Linked DNA regions of Mus musculus: region 1 is linked to region 2. The links are chromatin contacts, found by Hi-C or POLR2A ChIA-PET in ENCODE. All regions are on one chromosome and are shown on one strand. The core of a region is the stretch at or near the end of the contact, and the rest is flanking DNA. Distances in the headings are between cores, read along the strand shown.

Region 1 (4,538 bases), core at 405-2,904, 34 kb after region 2:
GTGGTGATGTAAGCCTTTGGTCCTAGCACTCAAGAGGCAGAGGCAGGAACATCTCTGTGAGTGCAAGGCCAGTCTGGTCTACAGAGTGAGTTCCAGGACAGCCAGGCCTACAAAGAGAAATCCTGTAAGATGCAAGTAAGAGCTGAAGGGTGAGGAGTTCTGTGAAATGATGTCATCTGGTCATGCCATGGTCACTGCACATATGAACTCACAGCAGCTGTGGTTACATGCCCAAGACCTGCACAAAACAGAGCCCATCAGCACTCCAGCATTTATGAAAGAAGGCCTTCTGAGACCCGCACACCGCCTCCCCCTTAGTAAGGAGCTAGTCAGTTAATGCTGCTTGGGGAGGGGGGAACATTTTTTTTCTTCCAGTGGAGTAGCGTCTGATAATTTGCCCATGGTCCAATAAGTAACCTCAAACCCAAATAAAAGAAATGATAAACTATGAAAAGGAAAATAATAACAACAATTTAGAGCTCAGTTGGTCAAATACTCACCCGGTAAGCATAAGGGTCGGGATTCAGTGCCCATGCAGAGAATGCTGAGTCCGGTAGGGTCAATGCAAACCCAAAACTCTCACCTCAAAGGGAAGGAAAGAGTGTTTATTCTGAAGCTAAATATGAGTGGCCAGGGCTAGGGAATGCAGGTTCAGGCTACCCCAAATTCCTTATTCCAATGTGGTAATGGTTCAATAAAGTTGGGTTTTGTTTGTTTGTTTGTTTTAGCAACAGAACAAAGAATGTTATAAATGAAGACACTTTTTACAAATATTGGCGAAGACATTACAGCAGAGCAGCTAGAGGCTTCAGATGCTAGTCGATGACACTCTTAACTTTTTGGCTGGTAGAAAGAGGTTTTGTCCAGTTAATACATTCTGAAGGGTTTTATCTGTTAGTCACAGGAAGTTAGGTGAGACATGGAGTACTAAGGGATGGTGGTTTAGGGGGCCAGAGATAGCCCAAGATAAACTGTAATTTGGCTGTGAACCTGCAACTTCCCAACCTCTGCACAGTCACTGGAGTCCTAATGGGTTAATCAGCTTTGAGGAAGGTTCAACAGATGAAGAGCTTCTGTCTGGGTCCTGTCCCCTCAGCAGTGCTCCCTGGAGCTCAATGATGCACCAAACCGATGAGACATCCTGTCTTAGTGGTGCCTGAGGGAATGACACCCCTGTAGCCTCCACGGAGACATGCATGTATCGGTGCCCCCTCCCCACTCAAAAATCATTCTTTTTGTTTGAGACAAAATTTCATTATGCAGCCCAGACTGGCTTCAAACTTACAACCCTCCTGCCTCTACCTCCCAAGTTTTGGGATTTCGTGTGTGTATCTGATGTGAGATAATTTTTACATAGCTCTATTACAGGGTGATAAACATACACATTGCTATCTGGGGGCAGTTGAGTGGTCTTTTTTTTTTTTTTATATGCTGGTGTCTGGAGTTATGAGAGGTCTTCTCTTTCTTCCTTACTTTGAGTTTTTATTGTTGGTACAGTGCACCCAGAAACATGACAGTGACAGAAATTAAGCAGAGGAACAGTGACAATGGCAGAGTCTGTTGGGGTAATGGCAATAGGCAGCACTGAAGATGGAGAACGGCCAGGGCCAAAACCACAGGGAGCAGAAACAGGACGGCAGGGCTATGAGGAGCTGACAGTGCTGCAGGCCCTCTCCCTGGAAGCCTCTGGGGAAGCTGCCAAGACTTCAAAGCTGAGCAAGGCCTTCAGACACAGTCTGCCCAAGGGCTTTAGTATCTCCCGCTTTAGGGCCAAGATTGCTGGCAAAGGAAGCAATTCTCCCTGCCTGTCCATAATACCTGTTTGGATAGCATAAAAAGTCCCTAGCTGATCAGTTACAGGGAGACTTCAGAAATAAAACATGTTCCATACCTGTAGAAACAGAGGCTACACCATGGACTCTGTCTCAGTAAGCAGGAGCTAAGAGCTGGGCAGAATCTTCATTTCCTGTTAATAGTCCCCATAGAAGACAGTCACATGCTGTCCAGTGCAGCCACTGCTGAGCACAACGCTGAGGGACATTTTCTCAAGTTCTGTAGATTGCACTAGAGTCCAGAGAGAGTACTTCTCCAAAACAAGTTCTTTTATTTTTTATTTTATGTATGCATGTAAATCTTAGTTAGGGTTTTACTGATGTGAATAGACACCATGACCAAGGCAACTCTTACAAGGACATTTAATTGGGGCTGGCTTACAGGTTCAGAGGTTCAGTCCATTATCATCAAGGCAGGAGCATGGCAGCATCCAGGGAGACATGGTGCAGGCAGAGCTGAGTTCTACATCTTCCTCTGAAGGCTGCCAGCAGAATACTAACTTCCAGGCAGCTAGGATGAGGGTCTTAAAGCCCACACCCACAGTGACACACCTACTCCAACAGGGCCACACACCTTTAATAATGCCTGGGCAGAGCATATAGAAACCATCACATGTATGTATGCTGTGTTTTGTGACAAGTTCTATCTATGTAATCCCAGATATCCAGGAACTTGCTTTATAAACCAGGCTGGTCCTCAATTCACAGAGAATTAACTGTCCTAGATTATCTTTGTAGACCAGGCTGGCCTCAAACTCACAGACCCACCTGCCTCTGCCTCCCAAGTGCTGAGGTTAAAGGTGTACATCACCAGGCTCAGACACTACATGTGTGTGTGTGTGTGTGTGTGTGTGTGTGTGTGTGTGTGCAGGTGTATATGTGTTATGTGTGTATCAATCCATGAAGAGACCAGAGATCAATTTCGGATGTTATTCCTCGGGGGACACCCATTTTATTTACTTATTTATTATACATGTACTCATGTGTGTGTGTGTCTGTGTGTGTGTCTGTGTGTGTACATGTGTGTGTATGTGTATGTATGTATGTGTGTACATTCATGTCCGTGAATGTGGATGTAAATGTGGGTATATGGAGATCAGAGGACAACTTGGGTGTTGCTCCTCACCTTTTATCTCTGGGCAGGTCTCTGTTGTCCTGATGTGTGACCCAAGTTTCTGGGATTCTCCTGTCTCTGGCTCACACTGGGGATTACAGACAATTGTATATGTCCCTTTTCTCTTCCTCTCTTTCTGTCTGTCAGTCTGTCTTTTTTCTTTTGGATTTTTTGAGACAGGGTTTCTCTGTGTAACAGCCTTAACTGTCCTAGATTATCTTTGTAGACCAGGCTGGCCTCAAACTCACAGACCCACCTGCCTCTGCCTCCTGAGTGTTGGGATTAAGGGCCTGTGCCCCCATGCCTGGCCCACACATCCCATTTCTTATGTGGGTCCCAGGGATTCAGATGCTCTTGCTTGTGCACCAGTTGTTTTTACTGAGCCTCGTCCTTTGAGACAGGGTTCTCCTTGGCCTGCAGGTTTCTCATCTGCTGGGTTGGTTAGACCCAGAGTTTTGCTTGTCTGTCCTGCCTCTTCCCCAGAGCTGGCATTGTAAGCTAAGCACACATCACCATCAAGATTTCAAACACTTGCCTTGCAAGGCAAGCATTGTACCAACTGTGACTTCCCCAGCACTCCCTCGCAGCTTCTTAGCATGTACTTAGTCGTGTTTGTTTGGTTTTGGTTGTTTGGTGTTCATTCTCTGGGTAGCCCTGGCTGCCTTGAAACTCACTTGATAGACCATGCTGGCTTGAACTCAGAAAGAGCCACCTACCTCTGCCTAATGAGTGAGTGCCGGGATTAAAGCTGCGCACTACACTGCCCAGTAAGATGCACTTCTTTGGATGCATTAACTCCACAATAACGGAGCCTCTGCAGTGAGAATAAGTAATTTATTTTCAACTAGATTAAAAGGTCCTGTTTCAGAATTCAAAGCCAACCTTGAGATTTGGTATAAACAGAGTTTAAGATGGTATAGACACTATGTATGCTGTGAGCTGCCAGAAGGAACTCTGACAGATTGACTTGTCTATATATTGGTCAGTCTAAAACAGTGATAACGGGGCCTAGCAAACACAGAAGTGGATGCTCACAGTCAGCTATTGGATGGATCACAGGGCCCCCAATGGAGGAGCTAGAGAAATTACCCAAGGAGCTGAAGGGATCTGCAACCCTATAGGTGGGACAACATTATGAACTAACCAGTACCCCGGAGCTCTTGACTCTAGCTGCATATGCATCAAAAGATGGCCTAGTCGGCCATCACTGGAAAGAGAGGCCCATTGGACATGCAAACTTTATATGCCCCAGTACAGGGGAACGCCAGGGCCAAAAGGGGGGAGTGGGTGGGTAGGGGAGTGGGTGGGAGGGTATGGGGGACTTCTGGGATAGCATTGGAAATGTAAATGAGGAAAATACCTAATAAAAAGTATAAAAAAAAAAGAAAAAATAATAAAACTGTGATAAAAACTCACAACACGCCGGGCATGGTGGCGCACACCTTTGATCCCAGCACTTGGGAGGCAGAGGCAGGCGGATTTCTGAGTTCGAGGCCAACCTGGTCTACAGAATAAGTTCCAGGACAGCCGGGGCTACGCAGAGAAACCCTGTCTCAGAAAACAAACAAACAAAAAAAACTCACAACACCTAA
Region 2 (4,204 bases), core at 413-2,912:
CCAAAACGTTACCATAGACAATTTCTCCAAACATCTCATTTTCAAAGGTAGAAGAGCAGGGCATCTGCCTTGAGAATTAAGAGATCAGCCCTGGTTTATAACAAGGTTCCTTCCTCTCCCACAGCTTTGGAGGCTCTGTTTTCAGCTTCCTGTGCCTAAGGTCCTGGCAATATACTCTCATTATTTATTCTCCAGACTTCCAAGATAAACCTGTTGCTGGGAAAGAGTGGGTTAATTTCGACAGATGGGTATATGCTTAAGGATAAGGCCAGTGGGTAGCCTGTCGGCCTCTCAGGGGAGGAGAAAGACTGAGGATGTGGGAGACGACACCACCGATCCCACTTTGGGTGAGGGTCTATCCACCAGCCTCAAGTGTCATATGAACAAGTCTATGGGCCCACAGAGGCCAGAGAGTAGGGAGGAATGTGGTGGGTAGACTTCAACCACACCAGGCCTAAAGGCCCGGGCATCCATCTTGCTCTAGGGCCCCTCTGCCTAGCTTGCATCAAGCCTGGGCATGGTGACACGCTATGTCCCGAGAGGGGCCCTGAGAGACACTGAAGCCTGCTGAGGCCTTCCACGGGCAGGGGCACCCAGGACTCACTCTGGGCTAGGCTGGGCTTCCCGGAACTAGTTCAGCGCTGACAGTGACCTAAGAGACCTCCCAAGTCCAACCCAAATCCAAGCCCAAAAAGACCCTAGGCCAAGCCCCAAACCCCTGGGCCAAGGAACCTCAGACTCAACTCTGATCGCTACCCAAGCAATCCCAGGCCCAGCCCGAAGCGCGAAGAGGCCTGTAGCCCAACTGTGACTCCTGTCCAAGTGACCCCAGACCCCAACCCTGACCCAAACCCGAAGGGAATCGGTCCAAAGGGCACCAGGCCCGATCCTGACTCAGGCCCAAAGAGACCCCAGCCCCAGCCCTGGGAGACCCCGGCGAACCGGCTGCAGCCGCACCTTGACGTGGAAGCGGATGAGCGCCAGGCGGATGCAGTGGGCCATACAGACCGGAGGCAGGAACCAGACCTTGGGCGGTGGCGTGCCCTTGTTCTGGACATGGCTGACGATCTGCTGCGCTGTCTGGCGCTCGTTGCCCTGCCGCTTGACCCACTCGTGCAGCCGGGCCTTCTCGAGCGCGCCATTGAAGAAGACGAAGAGCTCGATGTTGCCTCCGAAGCAGGCCTTGGCCAGAGCCGCCAGGTAGCCGAGCATGTGGTTCCACTGGCCGCCGCTCACCCAGTCGGTGTAGAAGCCACCGTACAGGCGATGCAGGCAGTTGTCGGCATCCACCAGCAGGCGCAGCGGGGTCTGCGGGGGCCGCTGCCGCCCGCCGCCCACCAGGCTGCCCCGGGCCAGCTTCTGCAGCTCCACCGGCACCACGGCGCTCGGACAGTGCTTCTCGATGTAGTCCTGGAAGCCCTGCACGCCCATGGCGGCGGCGGCGGGGCGCGCGCGCGCGGGCGGCGGCGGGGCCGGCGGCGGCGGGGCTGGGGGCGGCAGGGCCGTGGCGCGGCCGGCGGGCGCGGGCAGCCTCAGGGCTGGCTGGGGCTGGCCGGGGGCGCGCTCACGGCCGCCGCGGCCGCCATGTGCTGCCGCCTCCCAGGGCCATGTCTGGGGAGGGACCTGCGCCGCCGCCGCGCTCTGCGAGGCCGAGGCCGAAGCTGGGCCGGGCGGGGCGGCGCTGACGTCGGGCCCGCCCGCGCGGACGCGGGAGGCGGAAGAGGCGGCGCCGGGGCCGCGGCCGGGCTCCCGGGGCGGCGGCGGCGGGGCGGAGAAGGCGGAGCGCTACTCGGCTTGTCGGGCCCTTTAGGGGGCCGCAGCCGGGCGGGTTCGGGGAGGCGCCTGGGCCCGTGCAGGCCGCGCCCGGAGGCCGCGGCCTCCGAGGCTGGCTCCGCCCCGCTCGCGGCTGCGGGCCCGGTAGGCGTGGCCGGCAGCCAGCGCTCCTCCTCCGCCGCGTGTGTCGCGCGGCGGGGTTAGGGGGAGCCTGGAGCCCGGGAGCGCGAGCCGCGGAGGAGGACGGCGGCGACAAGATGGCGTCGCTCCCGGGACGGGACGGCGGCTTCACGGCCTGGTGTCGGGACCCGGCTGAGGAGACTCCCCGAGAGGGGCAAGCCTCCCCGGCGTGCGCCGCCCTCCGGAGACGAGCGGACGTGCGCTGCCTCCAGGGGCTCGGGCTGCGAGGGTCCGGCTAAACCCAGGCGCCGACGGTACGTATGCTGAGCCAGGACCAAACGTTCTGAAGGAGAAGCTGTCCGCTGGGGACCTGGGCACGTAGCTCAGTTGGCACAGTGCTTGTCTGGGATCTTCGATCGCCCAGGGTTCGATTCCCGCGTGTTGCTTAGGCCGTAATCCCAGCATTCTGAAGTGGAGAGTAGAGGATCAGAGAAGTTCAAGGTCATTCCATCCAATTGGAAGCCAGCCTGGGCTACATGAAACCCGCCTCCCGCTCCCCCTTCCCCCAAGAAAAAGGAGCGGTTTTTTTTGTTTGTTTTGTTTTGTTTTTTTGCTTACCTTCAATTTTTCATCTGTTCTTTTTCTAGACAAGCCGCTGCTGGAGCGGGGTGCACTGGACACAGGAGTGACCCATCCATCGCACAGAACACCAAGTTCATGCAGACTCAAAGCCCCCCATCAGAGTCTTCGAGAATAGGCAAACTGAATTCTATAGTTTCTTTTAATTTTTTTTTCTTTTAAAGACTATTTTTATTCTTTGACAGTTTCATGCGTGTATACAATGAACTGTGATCATAACACCCCATTCTTCCACCAATCTCAAACACAGGCTCCTGTGATGTAGACAGATGAAATGCGCTTAGGGCCTTGATGGATTTTCCTTAATTTTTTTAAACCCGATACGTTATGCCACTTATGTATAAAATTAGTGATGAGGCCACTAGTCCGCCTAGCTGAGTAGAAAACTTAATCCCAGAGTAAGTAATTCCATGTCATTTAGAAATTAAGATTACACTTAAAGCCTCACTAAATAATAACATCCCCCAAAATAATCAAGTTTTATGTAATTCACAGCTAGTATACAAGATTGCACATGAATCACTTGTATTTTCTTAACAAGATTACATTCCATATATATTTCATTCACTTGTTTAGGTTTGTGTTTATTTTTGTTGTGGTTTCTTGTTTGCTGGCCTGCTTGGGCTAGCCCTTTGCCATCCTGACTGCCTGGCCTGTTTTTTATTTCTTTTAAACATTACTGCTTTTATTTATTTATTTTAAAAAGGGAGAGGGGAGAAAGCTTTTGTGCTAGCACCCATGATTTTGGAATTAAGCATACATTTTATTTTAAGACCGTAGGATGGTGATCCTTCTAAAAGAAAGTATCACTCTCCTTAAGAGAGCCTTGGCTTTCTGTGGCCTCCCAGGTTGTTATACAGATGTTAGCAATGCCAGCTTTTGTAGTCACTTCTGTACTCTGTGATTGTATAGACTGTGCTTTGGAATTTTGAGAACTTTAAAATTCATTTTCATAATAAAAGCCCTCAAAATTTCATCATGCTTGCTTTCCCTGTTTAACTGTGTATGCCCTCCAAACTTATTAATGATTGGGAAATTGTTTGGCTAACAACGCTATAAAGAAAATTCAGGAGTTGAGTGATGTTTAAATTTTCTAAATATCTAAATCCTATTTGAAAAATACTAAATCTTAGAGTCTGCTTGGGAATACAATATGATTAGGGACTTTTTTTTCTCCATTTAGGGCTGTATTAGAGAAACTTTTCATGAAGTGATTACCACACTACTGAGGGGAAAAATAAATGAATAATACTGCATGACCATAGACTTCCAAGAATTCTCACCCTTTTAATTCCAGAACTCAGGATGCAGAGGCAGGTGGACCTGGGTGAATTGAAGGACAATCTTCTGTACCTAATGAGTTCCAGGTCACCAGTGCTACACAGAGAGACAGAGAGACCCTGTCTCCCCGACTGCCTCCAAAAAAAAAAAAAGGATTATGACTACTAGATTAATAGAGAGAGCCAGCCAGCCACAGAGCACAGAACTTAAGCAGGCGGGGGCGGGGGGGGGGGGGGGGCGGGAGTTTACTCTCAGCATTTCAACTTGTTTCCCATCGGCTAATTTACTTACAGCTTAAAGCAGGAAAATGTTGCCCTTTTTTTGGTTTGGGAGTTGGGGTTGGGTTTTGGGAATTTTCGAGGTTTCACTCATAGCCCAAGATGCCCTGGAC

Evidence for each region. A loop is a pair of places that touch in the nucleus more often than their neighbours do. ChIA-PET counts read pairs that join two places held with the same protein, here RNA polymerase II (POLR2A).
Region 1: a loop to region 2 is called in a map of gastrocnemius, with 6 times the contacts of the local background. The contact joins the enhancer-like site here to the promoter of Fam120a in region 2. A Hi-C loop is called at or near these places in 2 of 37 maps with a recorded cell type or tissue (gastrocnemius and regulatory T cell). POLR2A ChIA-PET finds 5 or more read pairs at or near these places in 2 of 5 experiments (Patski and embryonic stem cell).

What each region holds. Positions count from the first base shown.
Region 1 is chr13:49,000,224-49,004,761 of GRCm38, forward strand. No RefSeq gene overlaps it. Among named protein-coding and RNA genes, the nearest start is that of Fam120aos, 34 kb to the left of the region's middle. Within about 2 kb of position 1,655, at least 1 of the 3 ENCODE cell types and tissues checked has a DNase peak (open chromatin) inside an H3K27ac peak, as active enhancers do; it is gastrocnemius, where a contact is called at or near this core.
Region 2 is chr13:48,966,398-48,970,601 of GRCm38, forward strand. It overlaps Fam120a (family with sequence similarity 120, member A), which reads right to left and starts at 1,663. Exons shown (of 18, transcript NM_001033268.3): 1 at 958-1,663. The coding sequence starts at 1,431. Fam120aos (family with sequence similarity 120A, opposite strand) reads left to right here and starts at 1,715. Exons shown (of 2, transcript NR_015601.1): 1 at 1,715-2,207; 2 at 2,541-3,508.